Regions from separate parts of the Homo sapiens genome. Here region 2 is linked to region 1. Evidence: read pairs that join two places in POLR2A ChIA-PET (ENCODE). Cell type or tissue: PC-3. All regions are shown on one strand. Links, peaks and the distances in the headings refer to the core of each region. The heading gives the core; the rest is flanking DNA.

Evidence for each region. Peaks named below come from ENCODE experiments on the same cell type or tissue, not always from the same donor. Only the 100,000 strongest peaks of a DNase experiment are listed, where the experiment ranks them.
Region 2: POLR2A ChIA-PET joins it to region 1 with 14 read pairs; 11 of 35 experiments call an interaction of 5 or more read pairs at or near these places.

What each region holds. Positions count from the first base shown.
Region 1 is chr11:128,708,231-128,711,145 of GRCh38, forward strand. All of the region lies in intron 1 of FLI1 (Fli-1 proto-oncogene, ETS transcription factor), which reads left to right. Among named protein-coding and RNA genes, the nearest start is that of SENCR, 14 kb to the left of the region's middle. In PC-3, for the core only: a CTCF peak has its summit at 1,484; a DNase peak (open chromatin) is centred at 1,341; H3K27ac peaks cover 2,500 bases.
Region 2 is chr11:128,767,432-128,770,346 of GRCh38, forward strand. FLI1 (Fli-1 proto-oncogene, ETS transcription factor) reads left to right here. Exons shown (of 9, transcript NM_002017.5): 3 at 687-841. Among named protein-coding and RNA genes, the nearest start is that of SENCR, 73 kb to the left of the region's middle. In PC-3, for the core only: no CTCF peak of the experiment used is centred there; no DNase peak of the experiment used is centred there.

The DNA of each region.
Region 1 (2,915 bases), core at 319-2,818:
CTGTGGTCAGTTACCATCGACAAGCAGTCAGTTGAGTGGTCAGTCTCATCCAAGATGGAACAGGTGGATTGGCATTTTCCATATGCTAACACTACTTTTAACTCCCTTCTGATTGGAAGGAGTTGGTTGTCTGCTATTAGAGCAAGCCTCGTTCTCCACCTCCTTTAAAAACTTTGCTGGTGAAGCTGTCTAGGTGCACCTGTGCCTAGCTCCCCTGAGAGAGTTTTATATATCGGTCCCTCTAAAGTGCTAATGTGGGCACCGGCTTGGGTAGTCTGAGTTCTGTACCTGGTTTTGCCTTAGGCTGGCTTCGTGACATTGGACAAGTTACTCTCCCCTTCTCAGTGGGTCCATTTACCCAAAAGGATTAAGGCTTCTTGATGATCCTCTTCTTCCATGGATTTGGTAAAAAACTGGAGTAGTGAGTTGCTTTGAGTTTCTTCAAGAAAAGCGTGAATTAATTACTACACTTTGACTAACTACTGGGTGGCTCATTGGATGGCTTTCTTGTTGCCAATGTAACAAGATTGCTGTAAATCATGCGGCATTTCAGATTCCGAGCCTTATTTGGACTTTTTACTAAAGAAAGAGCACCCGCCCCGTCTTTTTATTTGTCAGGCAAAGTTCAGTCAGCCAATATTCAGTTAGCCAAAGTTACCAAATGTGACTTCATGCCCACACAATGTAAATATAATGTGTCAATGCTGTGTGCTGTAAGGTGCTTCTTGCCTAAAAAAGGTGAGACAAAACCTTAGGAAGGCTGGCAGTAAACCTCTGGAGTATTTTGCCAGATTACTGTGACAGTGGCAGAATGATTTTGTGAAAGCCACATGCAGTCTGAAGTTTGGAAATCTAGGTTCAGACCCACTTATTAATTGTGTGGTCTTCGGTCAGATAATAACTTCTCCAATCTCCTTTCCTACCTGTAAAATAATAGTAGTACTGGTAGTAATAATGCATAACGTTAATTTTTCTACCAACCTTACTAATAATAAGAATCAAAAGTAGTATGGAAGTAAAAGCACTTTGTAATTGTAAAGTGCTGTGCAACTGCTAGTTGTTATTATCTTAGTTATTATTCTCATTCAAGTCGATGCATGAATATAACAGATAATAAATGTAACTTAAATCTGTTGGGTTGCTTTTTTCTGGCCTTAGTGATTTCAAAGACTTGCTTGCATGTGGTTAAATTCACCAGTTAGTGACTTATTCATATCTCTTTGCCCATGTAGACACCATCCCCTACAAATGCACAAGTACAGATCAAACATCCCATATTCCTCCTTTCCCTCCCACGTATCCGGCCATTGTTCTACTTGTGAAACTCCCATCCCAATCAATGGGGGGTTTACGTAAAAACCGATGGCAGGATATGAGTGTGGCTTCAGGAATTCCAGGCTTGTGCTGCTGATAAAGAGAGTTGTGTCAAACAGAAAACACCAGAGAAACAAATTCTCTTGTCCAACCTATGCTACAGCACTCCCTTGTGAATAGTTTTAAAACATCCGTCTGGCTGACCAAATACCTATGGCTGCCTCCACCCATACATCTACGCCACCTCTTCTATTATCTTCCCCATGTCCTTGTGGTAATACAGTACAGAACCAGGCTAGAAGTAGGTTAATTCAGAGGGAGATACCAGTAGAACTGAGCTCCCTGATTAAGGGATGTGAATTTAATTGGGTTGTGACAGTCTGTATTAAGTGTAAATGCTACTAATAGGTTTAACTGACTTTGGTGTGAGTGAAGGGACAACAGAACAAAAGAAGTAATTTGCCTTGAAGATGATCCTCTTTTAGTGTTGAAGTCACAAGTGATGGAGGCCCTTCTTTCACTTAACGAGGCCAGGAAAGCTGGGTTGGTCTTTATTCTCATCATGCATCATCAATATTTTAGGAAAGGTCATATTGCTGTCTTTCACGGTACACTGCACAACCAAGTATGATTATGTGACCAGAAGTGAAGGGAAGGAGAACATTTGCCCATATTCTACCCACACTGAAGTAGCTCAAAAATGAAGAGATGAAGAAAGGAAAATGGAGTTGACCATTTCCATTTAAGTGCTCATTCAGACATTTAGTATTAAAATGATGAACTTCTTTTGCAATCTTTTTATTGAACGCATTGAACTAGGTATTAGGGTGTTATCCTTGGCCAACAGAATTGGGATTTCAAAGTTCATGAGGCCGAACATTGAACTGCTCAAACACTAGTCTGTAGTTCCTAGGGACCACAATCTAGCTAAGATCAGCCCTACTGCTTTTTCTCCATGACAACAAATCACCACCAAGACCGAGATGCTGTATTGAAAGAGCATGCTGTGTTTTTCCACACTAACACCACAGAGTGAAGGTAAAGAGATTAGAGAGCATCTCAAATTTATATTTCAAATTATGAAGAACATCTGACACAATGAAAGCAAATGCAGCCTTGCAGAAAATTTATTTGTCTATCTTTGTGATGTTGGATTGTATAAAGGGTTTGGACATACTCATTGTCCTACCACCTTAACTACATAAAAAAATATAATCTCTTCAGCTACTAAGTTTCTGATTTTGCATTTGATATGGGAGCAATAGTATTTTATTGGGCTACACAAGGTTCCAAAATCTCTCTTTTGAAGATATTCATGTGTAGGAAACTCTGTAACAGATATAGCTCTTGCACAATTTTTAGGAGAAGAGATTTGGGAAACTTTATCAGTTTTTCTCAACCTTTTTAACTCTATCTTAAAGTCCAAGGAAAGTGAAAGATTAAGAAAACTTTCCTTATCAGGGCTGTCCAACAGAACTTTCTACAAACATGGAAATGTCCTGTTCTGCACTGTTCACTATGGTAGCCACTGTACTCTCTATTTGAGTGGCTATTGAGTATTTGAAATATGGCTAGAGAAAGGAAATGTAAAATTGTGTTCT
Region 2 (2,915 bases), core at 266-2,765, 59 kb after region 1:
GTGACTGAGCCAGGCAGCCCCTGTCTCGATTTCATTAACCATGAAAAGGAGATAGTAACCCTTGCTGTGCCTATCCTGGGGGCTTATTGGGAAATTCGAATACAACAGTGCATAAGAAATGCATTAAACTTATATATGTGCAATAGAAATAACTCACTGAGAAAGCATTTGCTGCTCACCTCCTGTAAGAATACTAGGGTTAAACAAAGAAAGTGATGACTATCCTCTCAAGAACTCAGCAGTCAGGGGGCGCAGGCCAAGCTGAGAATCAGACAGTGTGACAAGTCCTTATAACCAAGGCGGGCACCAAGTGCTGGGGGACTGTGGGGAAGGCGTGTCTGGGAGCATGGACTAGGTTGCCTGGCAGTGAGGCTAAAAATGTAAGCTGCAGTCAGACAGGGAGGGCTGCGATGCCACACAAAGAAGCTCAGACCTTGGTCTGAGGGCACTGAGGCGCTGCCAGCAGTTTTTACGTACTGTAATTATAGGATTGGGCTGGGATTTGAAGAAAACTCTGGTGGCAGCATGGAGGATAGAAAGAGGGCATCATCATCATCATGACACCAAGTGTGGCCGGGCAATGGCTCCATGCTCATCATCGGAGCCCTGGGCTCATGATTCAGAGGCTGAGGCAAGCTGCCCTGTCAGTGCTGACCGCCTCTGGGCTTTGTCTCTTCTCACTTTAGGGAGTCTCCGGTGGACTGCAGCGTTAGCAAATGCAGCAAGCTGGTGGGCGGAGGCGAGTCCAACCCCATGAACTACAACAGCTATATGGACGAGAAGAATGGCCCCCCTCCTCCCAACATGACCACCAACGAGAGGAGAGTCATCGTCCCCGCAGGTAATTCGAGAACCAGGCTGCCTGGGCGCCATTCACTTCCCCACTCTCTGGGGGGGCAGGGAGCATCTAAACCTTTATCTGATACTCTATTCCCTGTGGAATTGCAAAATGGAGAAAGCTGCACGCCAGCCGGGAGTGGTGGCTCGCGCCTGTAATCCCAGCACTTTGAGAGGCCAAGACGGGTGAATCACTTGTCAGGAGTTCAAGACCAGCCTAGCCAACGTGGTGAAACCTCATCTCTACTAAAAAAAAAAAAAAATACAAAAATTAGCCAGGTGTGGTAGTGGACGCTTATATTCCCAGCTACTCAGGGGGCTGAAGCAGGAGACTCGCTTTAACCGGGAAGGCGGAGGTTGCAGGGAGCCAAGATCACACCACTGCACTCCAGCCTGGGTGATGGAATGAGACTCTGTCTCAAAAAAAAAAAAAAAAAAAAAAAGCTGCACATTTTACCTGACTTCCTAGCTGCCCTTTAAGGCAGTATCCCAGATGTCACCTGATGTGTGGGTGCTAGAAGCCCCACCCTTAAACAGACCACATCACAGACTCTACATCAATGGCCTGGTCCTCAAGGACGGGCTGCTCAGAGAGCAGAGGCAAGGCCGCCTCCACCCAAAAGGAATCCCGTGAGCTCTGGATGTGGGCATCCCTGCCTGTGAGGAGGAGGTCAGCTGCAGAGGCCAGTCCTTCCCTCCAGGCTCGTACTTCCCGGCATCTACCAGGTTCCACCTTTCCAAAATTACAGCCAGCTCTTTCAGTTTTAAAATAGAAAGAACTATATTTAACTAATGGAGTGCCTTAACATGTGTGCCACAAGTTATGTCATTAGGTAAAAATAGCCTCTTTTTCCTAGGTGTTGGTGCTGTTGGTCCCAGAAAATAAAATCATCGTTCAGTCCTTCAGTCCATTGGCTGGACACTCCACCCCAGCTAGCACCAGCAAGCTCAGCTGCCTGCACAAGAAGGGTGTTTACAAACTGCCACGTGTAGAACTGGTGCCAGGTAGAAGGGGCAAGGATGTCCAAATCTTAAGCAAAGTGATTACAGGGCAGGGATTAAACCTGATCTTACCAAAATAACTTTACCAGAGAGGCAAAACTCCTTCCATTTGTAAAAGCATAAATGTAGTTGCCTCTGAAGTCAAAAGGTTAGACATCTCTTTGAGGTAGTCCGAAGGCATCTGCTTGTAGGTCTAAAGGCAGAAATGTTAAGGGCTGCCTCCTGCCTTGGCCCGTGGTGTTTGTTTTCCCTGGGAAGCTGCATCTCACCATATCCCTGGATTACAGCTGCCTCCCTGTGCTCTGGGCCAAATTCAAGAAGGTGTGAGCAAGAGTGAGGCAGCAGACGGGTGGGGCTTGTAGAAATTTCTCTGTACCCTTTAGGACTTAGAAATGACTCCTAAAGCAATTCTAAGTTTGCTCTTCCACAAGCATCTGACCTAACAAAGGAAGAGGAAGAATCACTTCCATTTATTGAGTGCTTTCTAGGTGCCAGGCACCACGTAAATTGCTTTATCTCCATGGCATTACTTAAAACACCTGTCACAGGAGACCAGCTAGTAATGTTTAGCCCAGGTGTATCGTCTCCCTCCTCACTGAAAGCAGACAATGAAACTGTATTAGAACTGACAGGTGGGAATCTCTTTGTACAGCCCAAAGCAAAGCTGAGCCTCACTGGGTCTTCACTCAAATGGTTTCAAACTCCCCTGCTTCAGTCAAACAGCTCCCAGCCTGGGAGGGAAAGCTTGCTGGACTGAAGGGTTTGGGGATCTGAGATTGTCTTTGAACCAACCTTTGGCACCATCTCATTTTGGTCGTCATTTTGGGGAAGGAATCTTGGAAATGGGCAGAAGTGGCCAGACTGCTATGTCGACCCTCCAAACTTTCTTTGATCAGTGTTGAAATGCTTTCAAAAGGAATAGCAAAACATCAGGCTTGGCTGAGCCAAGTTACCTATAGCGCTGGTGGTGAAAATAAAACAAATTCATGTCAAATGATTTTCAAAGCACTTTCAGGCTATGGATTTACTTCATTATTTTAGCTCCGGCTAGATCTTTTAGGTCCTCACACATTTTG